Regions from separate parts of the Mus musculus genome. Here region 1 is linked to region 2. Evidence: chromatin loops called from intact Hi-C (ENCODE). Cell type or tissue: heart. All regions are shown on one strand.

What was found. A loop is a pair of places that touch in the nucleus more often than their neighbours do. Peaks named below come from ENCODE experiments on the same cell type or tissue, not always from the same donor. Only the 100,000 strongest peaks of a DNase experiment are listed, where the experiment ranks them.
Region 1: it touches region 2 in a loop (6-fold over the local background); 34 of 42 quality-filtered maps call a loop at or near these places.

What each region holds. Positions count from the first base shown.
Region 1 is chr19:24,867,747-24,875,746 of GRCm38, reverse strand. It overlaps the pseudogene Gm10053. Among named protein-coding and RNA genes, the nearest start is that of Pgm5, 9.9 kb to the right of the region's middle. In heart, a CTCF peak has its summit at 4,248; no DNase peak of the experiment used is centred here; H3K4me3 peaks cover 527 bases; H3K27ac peaks cover 219 bases; H3K27me3 peaks cover 1,119 bases.
Region 2 is chr19:24,618,878-24,626,877 of GRCm38, reverse strand. No RefSeq gene overlaps it. Among named protein-coding and RNA genes, the nearest start is that of Tmem252, 51 kb to the left of the region's middle. In heart, a CTCF peak has its summit at 4,864 (motif pointing left); a DNase peak (open chromatin) is centred at 4,857.

The DNA.
Region 1 (8,000 bases), 250 kb before region 2:
TTCGTTCCGGGCTGGTCAACACCACGAACGTTCGGACTCGAAGACAGACGTCCCGCGCTCTAGCCCAAGGACACGCCGGCCCGCGCCTATGTACCGGTGTCGGTGCAACCACACTTGTTCCCAATTATTATGTATTTTGTTACTGCAAAGTTATGGTGAACTCACCCAGAACCTCAAAGCCAAGGAGTACATCACTTACACGTTCTCTCCTCTTGGTATCTTATATTTAACATTGAAAGTAAGAGTTCTTTGTACAAAAAGAAGTACCATGTGACATATTTGAAAGATAGGTCTGGTAACGTGCTCAAAGACACGTTCTTTTTATCTCCCATGTACATACAAACAGTGTACATTTCAATTAAGGATTACAAGAGCCAAGCTGCCTTTCTGTGGGGCTTGGCTTTGATTTATTACCCACATCTGTGTAGAAGGATTAAGACCAGGACGCTCTCTGATAAGTGACTGAACTACGTTTCCCCCACTTAGCTAAGAAACCTCCCGTAGTCTGAAGCTGAGATAACGCCGTATTTTAAAGAGGAGGTCTCTTCTATGGGCCAATCTGATTTTGAGCAGCAACACATCTTAGAGGAGGCTCTTCCCTTGGAGGAATCTGACCTGGCTCTTTTGGTAGAACTCCATAGAAAAAAAATGAAAGCCAAAGGGAGGAGAGAAGATAGGGGGGTGAGTGAGGGGGCAGGAAAGAGGAGAGAGGAGGAGGAGGAGGGGAGGAAGAGGAGGAGGAGGGAGGAGGAGGGAGGAAGAGGAGGAAGAGGAGGAGGGAGGAAGAGGAGGAAGAGGAGGAGGATTATGTCATGTAAAGCCCCACACCACACAATCAGCCCTTTTCACTTCTACAGAGATGTGAGCATATTTAAGGACACATATGGCACTTATTGGAGAGGTTGCCTATGGATCAGCGTGGAGAAGGGCAGAGAGAACAGTGGAGGGCTTTGCACAGCTAATGATTGTGCTATGAGATACAGAATGAATTTTTAGAAAAGAAAGGCATTGCCTGTTTCTTTTTTATTAAAAATTGCAATTAAATGTTTTTATTGATATTGTGTGTGTGAGGGGGGAGTGTAGGAATATGGAGGTCAGAGGACAACTCGTGGAAGTCATTTTGTGGGCTTTTGGGAATCTAAATCAGGTGGCCAGTCTTGGCAGCAAGTGCCTTTATCTGCTAGCCCCTGGTTCTTTATGTTTCTGTAAAATCAGTCTGGCACAAAAGCAGACAATTACTGAGCACAACAGCCCCATGCAACCATAGGTTTTGAGGAACTTTTTAGGGAAGTCTAAGGAGGCTTCCTGAGGGATCAGGGGCTGTGGTTCAGTCAAATGTCAGAACTAGATCCCTGACTGTAGCAGAGCCTAGGAACCCGTGTGTGTGTGTGTGTGTGTGTGTGTGTGTGTGTGTGTGTGTGTGTGTGTGTGTATACGATCACAGAAACCGTGCTCACCTGAGATGGGTCCTAAGGCTGATTCCCCTTGAGCTTTGTTTGAGGGCTACACTCCAGGTTACTTTTATAATTAATATTTCTGGAAAGTCCCCAGATGGTTCTAGCCAAGTCAGAGCTGACTCCTCTGGACTAAGGACTTGATAAATCTGTGCAAATGAATCAACCGGATCTTGTTTAAATGCATTGTCAGGGCTGGAGTTAAGCTCACCAGTTAAGTGCACTGGCTGTTCTTCTAGAGGGCCTTGGCTTGGTTCCCAGCAACCATGTGGTGACTCTCAGCTATGGGTAACTCTCGTTCCAGAGGATCTGACACCTTCTTCTGGTCTCTGAGAGCATCACACACATGTGCAGACATACATGCACAAATACAAATAAGCAAACAAGTAAATAAAACAAAAAAGGCAAAAGCAGATGGAGTGGGCCTATATGGGCCTGGGTGGCTCTCTCTCTCTGTGTGTGCATGTGTGTGTGTTTGTGTGTGTATGTATGTTTAACACACTTCTAGAATCTGCTACTGCCCTTGGACATTTGGAGACACTGGCAGGTGGCAAACTGGATCTCAGGGGGCAGGAGTCCTGTTTTTCTGGCTGCCTTTTCTTCTCTTCTCTTCTCTTCTCTTTTTTCTTTCTTTATTTTTCTTCCTCTCTATCTCTTCCTTCCTTCCTTCCTTTTAATTATATATATTTTATTAGATATCTTCTTTATTTACAATGAGGAAATGTTATCCTCTTTCCTCATTTCCCCTCTGAAACCCCCCATCCCATCTCCCCCCCTCCACTCACTAACCCACCAATTCCCGCTTCCCTGTCCAGGCATTCCCTTACACTGGGACATCATCGATCCTTTACAGGACCAAGGGCCTCTCCTCTCATTGATGTCCCACAAGGCCATCCTCTGCTACTTATGCAGCTGGATCCATGAGTCCCTCCTTGTGTACTCTTTGGTTGGTGGTTTAGTTCCTAAGAGATCTGGGGGTCTGGTTGGTTCATATTGTTCCTCCTATGGGGCTGCAAACCCCTTCAGCTCCTTGGGTCCTTTCTCTAGCTCCTACATTGGGGACCCTGTGCTCCGTCCAATGGATGGCTGTGAGCATCCACTTCTGTATTTGTCAGGCACCGGCAGAGCCTTTCAGGAGACAGCTATATCAGGCTCCTGTCAGCAAGCACTTGTTGGCATCCACAATAGTGTCTGGGTTTGGTAACTGGATATGGGATGGATCCCCAGGTGGGACAGTCTCTGGATGGCCTTTCCTTCAGTTTCTGCTCCAAACTTTTTCTCAGTATCTCCTACCATGGGTATTTTTTATCCCCCTTCTAAGAAGGACCGAAGTATCCACTCTTTGATCTTCCTTCTTCTTGAGCTTCATGTGGCCTATGAATTGTATCTGTGAATTTTGAATTTGAGAAGGGGTGTGCTATGGTTTGGGTAAGCGTCCCTGTAGTCCCTAGGGCTAAAGGCTTGAGTATAGGCACCAACCTTAGGGTAGGAATTGGTAGGCGGAGGCTAGCTCAGTGAGGGTAAGTTCTAGAGGGGATCAGGGACCTTCCCCTTTCCTGTTTCTTAGTTTTCCACCATGACATGGACAGGCCTTCTCTGCCACATGCTCCCACCATGACAGGCTGGCTTATCACTAGACCAAAGCAATAAGGCCAAGAGAACATGGGTAAAACTTCTAGCCCTGTGAACCAAAATAAGCATTCTGTCATGTTGGTTACCTTAGACAACTAGTGATGTCTGAAGAGCTGACAGACACAGGCTGTCTGGTAGACACAGGTGGGAAGGGTGTAGGGCCACTGGCAGTGTAGCTAGGCTCTGAATCCCAAGACCACTATTCATGACACAAAATGAACAATAAAACGTATTGGAATTTAGCAAGAATGCACGTTCTTCTCTTTGATTTGAGTTATGAAAAAAGCTCCTCCAAGGCAAATCGAAGCCAGAGTCAGTCGCAGTTGCATTTCAACAAGGATCCCATTAAAGGAAGGACTTAAACTTCTGCCTTTCATATAGCAAAGGACTAATATTTCTATTGTTAACTGTGGGGTCCAGGAGTTGAAAGGCGATAGTGACTGAATCTTCCCCACTTTGGCTGGCTTAGAGTCAGGGCCTGGGACGGACAGGTGGCTTAAAGGAACCGCTCCTGGGCAAGGCTGCCATCTGCAGAGAGGGTGGAGATCTGTTTTATGTTAACCTTAAAGGGGAGAGGGAGGGGGAGGTGGAGGTAGAGGTGGAGGTGGAGGGGGAGAGAGGGAGAGGGAGAGGGAGAGGGAGAGGGAGAGGGAGAGGGAGAGGGAGAGGGAGAACAAAGAGAAGATGGGGAGGCCAGAGGTCAGTGCTGCTCCCTGTGGGAAAGATTCTGCAGTAGTCATGTGTGCCTTTAAGGGCAAAGTTTCTTTGTAATATGTCCCTTTTAATCAGAAGACTCTGAAAATAAACTAGTTATGAATCAAAAAGGCAGCTCCTAAAGTCTGGGCTTGTTTTGAGTTTTGTGGGGTGCCTTGATTGCAAAGAAGCAATGCTTCATTTCTTGCTCCAGATATAAGGCAGGATTCCCTAGGCTATCATTTCAGATGTCAGGAACCTTGAATGGAACAAACAAACAAACAAACTTTTCTCTACACAGGGTTTCTCCCCATTGTTTAGTAGAGCCTGGTCTAATATTTCCTCCTTAATATATCCTAGAATCCGTGTTTCTCTCAAGTGATGACAAACCAATCATACAGCCTTCCTGTCACTGTTGTCACAGGAAGATCTGCAGATCTTCGCGGACACGCGTCTGCTGCATTTCTTGGCTCCTCCTTTAGGTGGCGCTGTTTGACCATTTTCTCCACTGGTGCCTCAGTACTTGGGACCACATTCAGAAGAGGAGATTGACCCCCGTTGTTGATAAAACCCCACTTTCCCTTTCACAGGATGCTCTCTTTGCACGGAGTACAGCCAGCCGGTGCTCTTTCTGCATTGCAAGCCCGAGACATCTCTCTGTTGCAATAAAAATAAAGACTTCTGAATGACGTACTGCTGCCTGCTCTGTCGTTGCTCTGTCTGAGTCGCCGGGCAGCGGTGGCAGCCTTTAAAAACATAAGTGGATGGATGGTAAAGTGGGATGGGGTGGGGTGATGCGAGGAGATCTGCAAGTCACAGAATGTGGACTGATCGTTGCCATATAAAATAAGCTTGAAGAAGTAGCCTGAAACTGTGCAGGAAAACAGAAAAAGGAGAATTTGCTGTGGGGAGTTATCGGGAGAGGTCATTGTGGGCTGTTCCATGCACAATAACCATAGACTGCTTTTTAAATGTGTGTGTGTGTGTGTGTGTGTGTGTGTGTGTGCTTGCACAGTTCCATGCAGTTGTTCATATTTTCTTTTACAGTCAGAAAGTTGATTTATCTTCTCTTCTTATGGACTTCCTCCTAAAGTTGGAAGCCCCTTGAAAGCTCCCCTCCCCCGTTTATTTATTTATTTACTATTAACAACCATCTTTTGATTCTAGAGTATTAAAGGACAGTTGAACTTTGGGACTCTGGCTCTGGGTGGGGTTGGCAATGGAAGTACAGCATTTCTCAGGAGCTCACTGCTTGGGGACTTCACTCTTGACATTGTGATTCCTGCCCGGCATGGTGGCAGGTGTTGGCTGTTGTAGCCCTTGGAAAGCTAAAACAGAATTGATAGCCTAAGCTATAGTGACACCCAGTCTCAAACAGGACAACACAAAACTGACCCAAGTGTTAGCTTTTTACTTTTGCACTGTTTATTTCAAAGCAGTAGGCAACTTTGGGCTTGTTGTTAATTGTCTTTCATAGAAGATCAAGCTAAGGGGACAATGTAACTGACAAACTTGCTTCACCCACCCCTGGTGCCAGCGGCCAGCATCCCATGGCACTAGTAATGGGGTTGTACTGATTTGGCACCTACTGAGAGCATATTTGACCCATTATCTTTTCAGAATAAGATGCAATATCTCTTGTGTGGAATGATCTGGAAGGGGCCTGGTGCGCTCAGTTTCCTTCCAACACACGTTTGGTGAGATGAATTAGCCGTTTAAATCAGGAGATTCAGCAATTAGAGTCCATTTTTTTTTAACCCCAGAGAAGAGGAAGATATTTGCAGCTGTTTCAGAGAACGCTAAATCAGAGGCTGGTGGAACGTCGCTCTCCCTGAAGGCTTCCATTCCTCGGCAAGCAATCTGTGGGTTGCACATTGAACTGTGGGAGCATGAAGTGCTTGCTTCCGGGAAGACCTGGTGCCTCAGATGTTAGCCATTAGGTCCCAGATGTGAGATTTTTCAAGTTAAACCGAAGCAGCTCTGGTAGGAAGGCCCCTGTCTGATTATCCGTGCCTTCTGTCTCTGGATAGTCATCTCAGAAAAGCCAGATTTCGGCAGAAAAGTTGTTGTTGTTGAACATCGTGCAGCTGAAATCCTTTAAGAATAATAGAAAACACGGGGTAGGACTGGGTACATCGTGCACTTCAACACGATGTAGAGGCCACGGGCTTCCTAATAATAAGCCAAGATAAACAAAAATCCTCACGTGTGTTGAAAATATTACCTTCTCTTGTTAGATAGAGAGCTGAGCCCAGCCATATATCCTCTCCAGTGGTGACAGATTTTTCTGATTATGATTATAATATCAAAGTCATTAGTCTTACCTTTGGCTCAGGAACAGATATCGCTAATCATCAGTGCTTTCCAAGGTAAGGCCTCACTATCCTGGAGGCTTTCCCTCTACCCTGTCATTTTTTCTCCCCTCCTTTGAGTATAAATATCCTGTTGGCTCTCCAGATGGGCTCCAGGGAATGACACAGCATGTTTAGACATAGGTATGGTTTGGCTTGTAATTCCTGTGTGAACTATATACAAGTTTTCACTCCTCTGGATTCCCCTGGCCTCTGGGATGTTCATATCCAACAGTTGAGTACCATTACAGTAACCTGTAATGTTACTGAATTATTTAGTCAGTGGTGGTGTGGTGTGTGTGTGTGTGTGTGTGTGTGTGTGTGTAGAATGTCTAGAATTTCCTCTGTGTTTTCTTTATGGAACAAAATCATGCCACCCCTGGTTCTGGAGAGAAGGAGGCTCTGAGAGCACTGGCTGCTCTTCTAGAGAACTGCAGCTCAGTTCCCAGCATCCACTTTGTGGTTCACAACCCTCTTTAAGGATAGTCCTAGAGGGAGCTGATGCCTTTTTCTGGCTTCCTAGTGCACTGCACGAATGTGGTGCACAGGCATACATGTATGCAAATAAACACCCATAAAGCGGCCATACCATCAGCAGGGACAGCCATCTCATCCCATCATTTCCCCCCAACCCCCTTCAAGCAGACAGTTGGTTTCTGTGCTGCATCCTCCTGCAGTAGCTCGGGGCTCCCTCCCCCTCTCCTAGCTTTAGAATGGCATCACCCATAGTGAGGACACATTCTGAGGAGACATTCTCCCTGCCTCTGTGTCTCTAAAACCCAACACTCCTGCTGATAAGAACTCCAGGTGCCTGTCCTCGAGACCTTAGAGAAATAACAAGCTCAAGGGAGACCATGGGAAGAAGGTAAGCGGAGGTCAGGTCGCAGACAGTGCCTAGGGCCATAAAATTAGTCCCTGAACAGACTCCCATTAACCCCTTCTGCTTCAGTACTGTTCCACCCTCTGCTCCCCTTTTCTGTGAATATCCACACTATTTCTAACTGTACTGTATATAAACCCAATGTTTTCTGGACTCAGGGTCGCTTGCCAAGCATTCACGCAGTGATTTTTTTTTAAAACTTGAAACAATAAAAGACTCTTTTGGGAGTTGCAGTGGACGTCATAATTCTTGGGCTCATCTGGGTTTCTCTGTGGACTCAGGGCACAACAATCACTTTTCCTATATGAATGCCTTTCTGTCCCCTTTCTTTCTTTCTTTCTTTCTTTCTTTCTTTCTTTCTTTCTTTCTTTCTTTCTTTCTTTCCTCCTTCTCTCTCTCCTTCCCTCCCTCCCTCTCCTTCTCTCTTCCCTCTCCCTCCATCCCTTCCTCCTTCCCTCACTTCCTCCCTCCTCTCCCTCCCTTCTTCCTTCCTTTCCCCATTTTCCTTTCCTCCTCCTTCCCCCCATTTCTCTTCCCCTATTGCTCTGATGGGACCTTCCAGTATTTTGTCAGGTAAAAGTGGCAAGAGCAGGCATACTTCTCTTAATTAAATAAAGGGAAAACTTCCAACTCATCCCCATTGAATATGAGGTTACCTATGTGTTTTCCGTATCTTTTTGGTAAGGTATATTTCTTTTCTGCTTAATCTGTGGAGAGTTTTCATCACGGAGGGATGCTAAATCTTTTTTCTGCATGTGTCAAAGCATTCGTATGGTTTTCATCTTTTAGTTCATTGCTTTGTTTGTTGAGCCCCAGGCCTAAGCCCCGCTGGGTCCTGGTGACGTCTCTCGTGCTGTTGAACTTGAGCTGCGACTCTTTGGTTAGGAGTTTTCTCCTCTGTCCTGTCGTTTCCCCTCCTGTGAGTGCCCTCATTTGGCTTTGATGACAGCGTAATGCTGGACACTTTTTACAAGTCTGAGAAAGATTAGT
Region 2 (8,000 bases):
GCTTTTCCTTAGTAGTCTATATACTTCGACACTGGCTCTTCTCAAAGTTTGCAGCACAATGTATTGCCCCTCTTAACACAACCCTCCACTTCCATCAGCTTCATAATATCCTGGGTATGTCTCCCCCGGAGCACCAGTCCCCTGCTCCAGGGGCTTAGTGGGCTATCTATGCCCCACACCAAGCTAGGAGAGCCCTTCCTTGGTATTTCTTCTGCCTTAGACAGGATTCCTCCATTTCTTAGACCCCACATATTTTTCTGGCATGACTTACTCAGTTCATTATAATTATAGTGCTGCCCAGGAAGTGTTGAGAGGACTAAAATGTTATAAAGCCGGTCATGTTCGGCATGCGCACTTTATAGACACTTTGGCTGGGTAGAGACTTTTCCTTGTGATTGTTAGTGGAATATAGATTTCCCCTAACTATTTATTGTATAGCCATTCACTCTTAGACATCTATTTCCCAAGGTCACTTTTCAGAAGCCTGATGCTGCTATGATTCCTGGTTCATTTTCTACTTTAAACACTGTGTTTCTAGGATGTTCTCTTTATCCTTTTGCGGGGGAAAATGCTCTAAACATCAACAATACATTTGATGCATTTAATGCTTTATATGCAGTTATCTTGATGTTCATTTTGTTTTGTTCTGTCTTGTTTGAGACAGGCTTTCTCTGTGTAGCCCTGGGTGACCTGGAACTCACTCAGTAGACTAGGCTAGCCCTGAACTCACAGAGATCCACCTGCCTCTGCCTCCCAAGTGCCAGGTTTAAAGGGTTTAAATATGAAGTGAAAATTGCTTTTTCTCTTTTCGAAGAAACAAAGGTGGTGCTTGAGCATGGAACTTGTCATGTGTAGGGACCACCCACAAAGCTCGTCAACATTGTTCGTACTGGTTACACATTTCTCCTGAGTTGTTGGCTCTGAGAATCATGGACACTCAAGGCCTTGGCTCTGGAGAGTCTAACTCATTCTAACTCCGGACTTCTGTGTTCAGCACAGTGGAAAGGGGAGATTCGGAGAATACAGCATGAGGCTGGCCATGTTTTAATTGGAAATATGAATGGAAATCAAGAAGGCTGGGGAGCAATTTGTGTCTACGTGTGGCAGAGGACTTCTGGGGTCACATACAGCCATGTCTGCACTCAGGAAAGAGAGTGAGGAGGAAGGGCTGAAAGGGGGGAGGTGAACTTCAGAGAGAAAGATTTACCAAGATGAGGCCCAAGGAGCAGAAACATAAACTTTACTTTCTGATCATCTTCATTCAAATGCTGAGCTTGTGGTCGCGTGGTCTCCATCAGGTTGCTGAAGGACCCATACCTCAGTCTTCTCTTTTGCAAAATGGGAATGGTAACCTTGAAGATTATTTTATGTGTTAAAGGTTACTTAAAATAGAAATGAAACCGTCTCTGGAACCCTGTACGTGCTGAAGATGAGATAGTAATTTCCAGAGAGCTCTAATATTCTGAAGAACTTTCCAACATGTATTGCCATACAGATTGCTAGACAGTTCTTAGATCAGAGATTTGATTCATGATGGTAGCGGCTGTGGTACCAGTATGACTATGGAGCAGTTCCAAGGAGCCTGAGAGGCCTGTGGAGGCTACAAGGGGGGATGCGGGGTGGGGGGTGGATGCTGAGGAGGAGTCTCCAGAGCCCAAAGTATCTCTGGAACAACTCGAAAGAAAGAAAAAAAGAAAGAAAGAAAGAAAGAAAGAAAGAAAGAAAGAAAGAAAGAAAGAAAGAAAGGAAGGAAGGAAGGAAGGAAGGAAAAAAGAAAGAAAGAAAGAAAGAAAGAAAGAAAGAAAGAAAGAAAGAAAGAAAGAAAGAGAGAGAGAGAGGGGGGGAGGGAGGGAGGGAGAGAAAGGAAGAAAGGAAGAAAGAAAGAAAAAGGAAGAGAGCAAAAGAAAGAGAAAAGAGAAGAGAGGAGAGGAGAGGAGAGGAGAGGAGAGGAGAGGAGAGGAGAGGAGAGGAGAGGAGAGGAGAGGAGAGGAGAGGAGAGGAGGGGAGAAGAAAAAAAAGAGAAGAAAAGAAAAGAGAATAAAGAAAACGGAAAGGAGAGGAGAGGAGAGGAGAGGTGAGGCGAGGCAAGGCAAAGCAAGACAAGAAGAAAAGCAGATGTTCTGGGAAGATGCTTTTAAAAAGCGGTCCCATGAAATTGGAAGGAAATATGTCAGAACAGAGCCATTTACATGGTTGAGAGTGGCTAAACCAGGGATGTGGTTGTGATAGATAGGTATAGGAACAGCAGACAAAGGAGCATGCCATTGCTAAGGTTGGTCCTTGGCCCACTGGGAGGTGTGAACCAGTGCACCTGGCCTGCAGCCAGAGAGCTAAGGGTGGCTGGGGCAGCTGGAACTGAGGGCAGAGAGCTGTGCATCAGCCTGGAGCTCATGAGGGCAGATCCTGCCCTCTTAACGCCCTGCACAGTCACAAGATCACCTTGACTCTGGACAACAATGGAATATCTGAGACGAGTCTCAGCAATAATCCAGCTTTTATGGTGTTTCAGAAACCAGAAACATTGAACCAGACCAATGACTCCTTGCAATAGGTATTGACCTGTTTGGGCCAAAAATACACTGGGTGACACACTGCAGTTTGCAATGCCACTTTGATGAATAGGTGTGTGATGGAGCCATGGGATGATGGCAGAACTAGAGACCTGCAGTGATGGGTACGAGAGCACAGGAGTGGAGGACTGGGAGCACAGGAGTGGAGGACTGGGAGCACAGCTGTGGAGGACCGAGAGCGCAAGAGCGCAGCTGCAGTGGACTGGGAAACATGCTGTTTCCGATTAGGGCTGGCAGAGTGGTATGCAGTAGCCTGAATGTGAAGCCCAGCTGCACAGTCACCCTGTCTCTGAGCATCAATAGGATGTCTAAGATGGAGACCATTCACTTTTCTGGATTGGGCTTACTCAGAAAGACTTCCATGGTCCATGCTGTCACTGGAGACCATATTGGTGTCTGTGGTTTGTGCTACTGCTGGAGGCCATTAGTGTTCATGGTCCATGTTACAACCAGAGGACAAATTGTTGTCTGTGGTCTATGCTGCCATCTAAGACGAGGCTGATGTTTGTGGATCTTATTACCACCAGAGAACTCATAGATATCTGTGGATCATGCTGCCATCTGAGGCCATGTTGATGTACACGGTCTGTGCTCCCACTGGAGGCTGTGTAGATGTCCGTTTTCTGTATGGCTGCCTGAGACCGTACTGAAGTATGTGGTCTGTGGAACGCCACTGAAATCTAGGAGGAAGTCCACGATCCTGGCTGCTGTTGGCTGCTGTGGGCAGGAAGCATCTTCTGTAGTGGAATAAATGACTGCAGACTCAGAGTTGAGAAGGAGAGACATTGAAGGGTTCTGTGACAACCCCTTCACCCCCCAAACCCTGACCAAACCAGTCTAGACAGGAAGCCATTGAAGAGACTCCCTAAAAAGTATGATCAAGATGCTTAAGTGTAGCTCTTCAGAGAAGATGGCCTACGGAGGAAGTGAAGAGGGGGGCAGGCTCAGTTATCTTTAAGGGGTTGGCCACTGGGAGCTTGACCAAGCTCCAAGAAGGCAGACCTAGGAGGAGTGGGAAGCAAGGGTGATCATGGTGCAGTGTGTGAAGTTTCTAAATAATCAATAAATATATTATGTTGGGGGAAAAAAGGAAGTTCTTAAATGGAAAGTTGAGACATGTGACAAGACTGTTACAGATGGAGTTTGAAGGGCTGGGGAGATGGCTCTGCTAGTTGAGTGTTGTGCCATGCAAGCATAGAGACCTGCGTTTGGTTCCCAGCACACACATTAAAAAGCCAAGTGCTGTAGGCTCAGTGGTGGGGAGGCGGGGACCTGAGAACCCCTGGTGCTCGCTGGTTGGTCAGTGTAGCTAAACCAACCTGTGGCCTCCACATGCATATGCACAAATACAAACGCATGCGTACAAACGATGAATAATTTAAAAATATTAAATGGAGCTTGACCTTGAGGAAAAGAATAGTTGAAGTTTCATAGTTGCTTTTCTTCATTCAATAATAAGAAAGACCAGCCGGGTGTGGTGGCGCACGCCTTTAATCCTAGCACTTGAGAGGCAGAGGAAGGTGGATTTCTGAGTTCGAGGCCAGCCTGATCTACAAAGTGAGTTCCAGGACAGCCAGGGCTATACAGAGAAACCCTGTCTCGGAAAAAAGAAAGAACATGTGTGTGTGTGTGTGTGTGTGTGTGTGTGTGTGTGTGTGTGTATGGCCTGAATCCATGCATATGGCAAAAAGTAGAGGAAGGTGGCTGGCTTGAATTCAGAATAAATAAAGAAATAATGGCTTAAGGGCACTGCAGCCCTTCCAGAGGATGGGGGCATTTCCCGAGCATGTCCATAATAACTGTAACTCCAGTTCCAGGGGGTCTGACACCTCCTCCTGGCCTCCGTGGGCAGCCGTCACACACATGTGACACAGACATTCATGCAGGCAAAACACCCACACACATTAAAATAAAATAGGGTTTAAATAATAAATACTTAAAACAAATGCCTATTAATTAATTAATTATAAATTAAATTAAATATTATTAAATTAATAATCTATAGATAAATCATATTTATCTTATAAATTTATAATGTATAAATAAACAAAATAAATTAACTTTAAATTAATTAAATCAAAAATATTTCATTAAACTAATAATGAATTATTATTTAAATTTGGATATAAATAATATTTAAAATAAATGAATGATAAATAATAAATATCTAATATTTTATATGTGTAGGTGTTTTGCGTGTGTAGACACATATCTATTATTCTTTTGTTTTTCAAACGTGACCTCTCCCATTCCTCAAGCCTGTTGTGGCGTGGTGGTGCGCCCTCTGGTGGTTCAAGGTTTAAATAGCTCCACCTGCCCCAGTAGTGACTGTTCTGGTAGAAACCAATCTCAATTAAAATAAGAAACCTCAATTTGGAGGTGTGTCCTGGATATGCCAAGTCAGGGTGATTTCCAGGAATTTTTAAGGTATTTCTGGTTTGCATGAGCGTGTGTGATTTGCATATATGTTTTCAAGGACATATTCTAGCCACCTGTGCCTTGGGTTGATCTGTGTGGCTTGAAATAAAGCCGGTTAGAGGAGACAGTGTGAAGTGGACAAAATGGGTTTCTGGCAAGCGGCCCGTCCTGTTTTTGTGCTAAAACACCAACCAAAGGTAACTAGTAAAACCTAGTTAGTAACCTAGTTAGTAAAACCAACCAAAGTTGCTAGTTAGAGTCAGGAAAGGAAGAAGTTAAGGGTGCGTCTTATTTTTTTTTTTTTTTTATTTATTTATTTATTTTTTGGCCCTGGCATCTGGGTACACAATGGTATTGTTCACTGATTTGAATTCTACAGCAGGCAAGGGTTTGTGGGAGCTGTGAAGAGTCCAGTTTATGATATGCTTGTCCTAAACCAGTGGTCCTCCACCTTCCTAATGCTGTGACCCTTTAATACAGTTCCTCACGTTATGCGTGACTTCTAACCATAAAACTATTTTTGTTGCTACTTCATAACTGTAAGGTTTCTGCTGTAGGAATCATAATGTAAATATCCGTGCTTTCTGGTGGTCTCAGGTGACCCTGAGAAAGGGTCATTCGACCCACAGGTTGAAACCTGCTGTTGAGATGACTGTGTGGAGAAGTCAGCCTGTGAGCTCGCTGAGTCTCCGTCTGAAGTTCTTTCTGCTGCAGTGTGGATGTTTGTCCTCCACACGGATCTTAAACTTGCGGATGGCAGAGAGTGGGTGCTGGCAGGGACCTTTAGTCATGGCTGCGCTGTTCTGGCCTAAATGGTTTGGCTGGGGCATCTCTTTTGATGATGGTATATAAGGAATAATGCATGAAAGAAATCCAGTATTCCCCTTCCAGAAAGCATCCCCACACCATGCTAATGTTATTCTTGATGCATCAATGCAAGGGCTCTCGATGCATGCTAAGCCAGATGTTTTCCTTTTTTTTTAACAATCTAGTCATTGTGTGTCTTCTCCAGAATCACTTCTTATAACACAAAGGGAAGGTTTAGAATGAAGAAGGCAAAATGGCAGGCACCATTAGTATCTGCTACAGACTATTTACTGGGGGCCAGGGGATTCCCTCGGACTCCGAGTAAAGAGCTCAACTCAAAATCAGTTAATGTCCCCACTAACGGGGCTCAGTGGCAGGGGTTGCTCCTTAGGTGCTATACCAATGAGGACACAATTTGTACATATTAGAACCTTATCAGGAGTGAACACTAAACAACCCCCCAGCCAGGAAAATGCTAGCAACATGCTAGCTTACGTGCTTTGAACATAACATCTTCAAAGGCACGAGCGGGACACCAGAAGTAGATAATGAAGCCTATTGCTGGAGACACTGCATGCTTTAAATGAGATCACAGAAATGGAGCTGAGGCTGAAAGTCCCCTATTGGCAAGTTTCCATACTGCTGGACAGTACTATGTAGGCTGCTGGGAGGGGAAAGTCAGCAGTAATCTCTCTCAGCTATGGGCCCTGTCTTAGTTAGGGTTTTACTGCTGTGAACAGACACCATGACCAAGGCAACTCTTATAAAGGACATTTAACTGGGGCTGGCTTACAGGTTCACAGGTTCAGTCCATTATTGTCAAGGCAGGAGCATGGCAGCATCCAGGCAGGCATGATGCAGGAGGAGCTGAGAGTTCTACATCTTCATCTGAAGGCTGCTAGGAGAAGACTCTTTGAGAGAGCTAAGATGAGGGTATTAAAGCCCCACCCACAGTGACACACCCACTCCAACAAGGCCACACCCTGGGTCAAGCAAATACAAACCATCACAGACTCTGCAGGTGCAATTCTGACCCGTCAGGCAAAGTATGCTCACCGGGTCAATAGTGAAAAGAATGTTTTGGGGCTAAATAAGCACTATCCAGTTTGATCTGTGGTCTGCTCTGTGGGATGGGCTAGGTCTGCAAACCTGTTCAAAGCCTGTGGCTGGCAGGGTCCCAGGCCTGAGGGATGTACTGCCGATGTGTTGATAGATGGAAATGTAGCCAAATTGCCTCCCAGATGAGTGTGTTTACTCCTGTAGATAGTGCCACTGTCAGCTTCGACCAGAGACGCTTTTGTAGTGCAGAGAGCAACGAAGAATGCAGCCTCACAATGGTCAAAGTGCTGAGAATACATTGAGTGCTCAGCCCTGAACAAGACGTCTATGTCACACACACACACACACACACACACACACACACACACACACTACACTAAGGTTGGGAATGTGGCAGAACATGGAGAGGAAGATAGGGAAAGCATAAGAATGTGGAGAAGGAGTGCTATGAAACCCTCTCTTTCTGGGTGTAGTACGCCATCATAATTGTAAACACACAGCAACTACACCTACTGGCACAAGACCTACAACCCCACAAGAAGACACAGGCATTGGGGGTACTCGTTGGAAAGAAGAAAGAAATCCGCAAGAGTAGGAAGGAGTGAGATTGGGCAGTGGGGGTTGGATAAGATTACAACACATTCTTCATGCACATGTAGTTGTCAACAGTAAAAGACAATGGTGATGGGTTGTCCTGAAGAAGAGGAGACCGAGGAAGCAGGGTAGCTGAGGAGAAGTACCTGACCCCAGTACAGAGCAGCATTGGACAGGTTAGTAAAACTTAGATCTGTCCAGTAATGCATTCGTAGTGACATTAAATTCCCAAATAGGATTACTGCACAGTGTCTTTGTTCTACAGAGAAACTTGCCACGCTGGGAATCCCAATATCTGTGGTCTATCTATCTCCAGTCTCTTCAAGCAATAATGGAGCTGCTAAGCATCTCCACATACATGTACACACAAACAAATATATTAAAATGTGTTCATTGCTAAGTGTACGTACTCTGTAATGTTTTGGATTATACATATCATAATTACATCACAAAAGTTAAGAATAAAAAGGAAAGGCACAGCTATCCAACCTACACACAAGCAGGGGAGTGTCTAACCACTGAAAACCTATCCATTGTTTCTTTCTTAAGGTC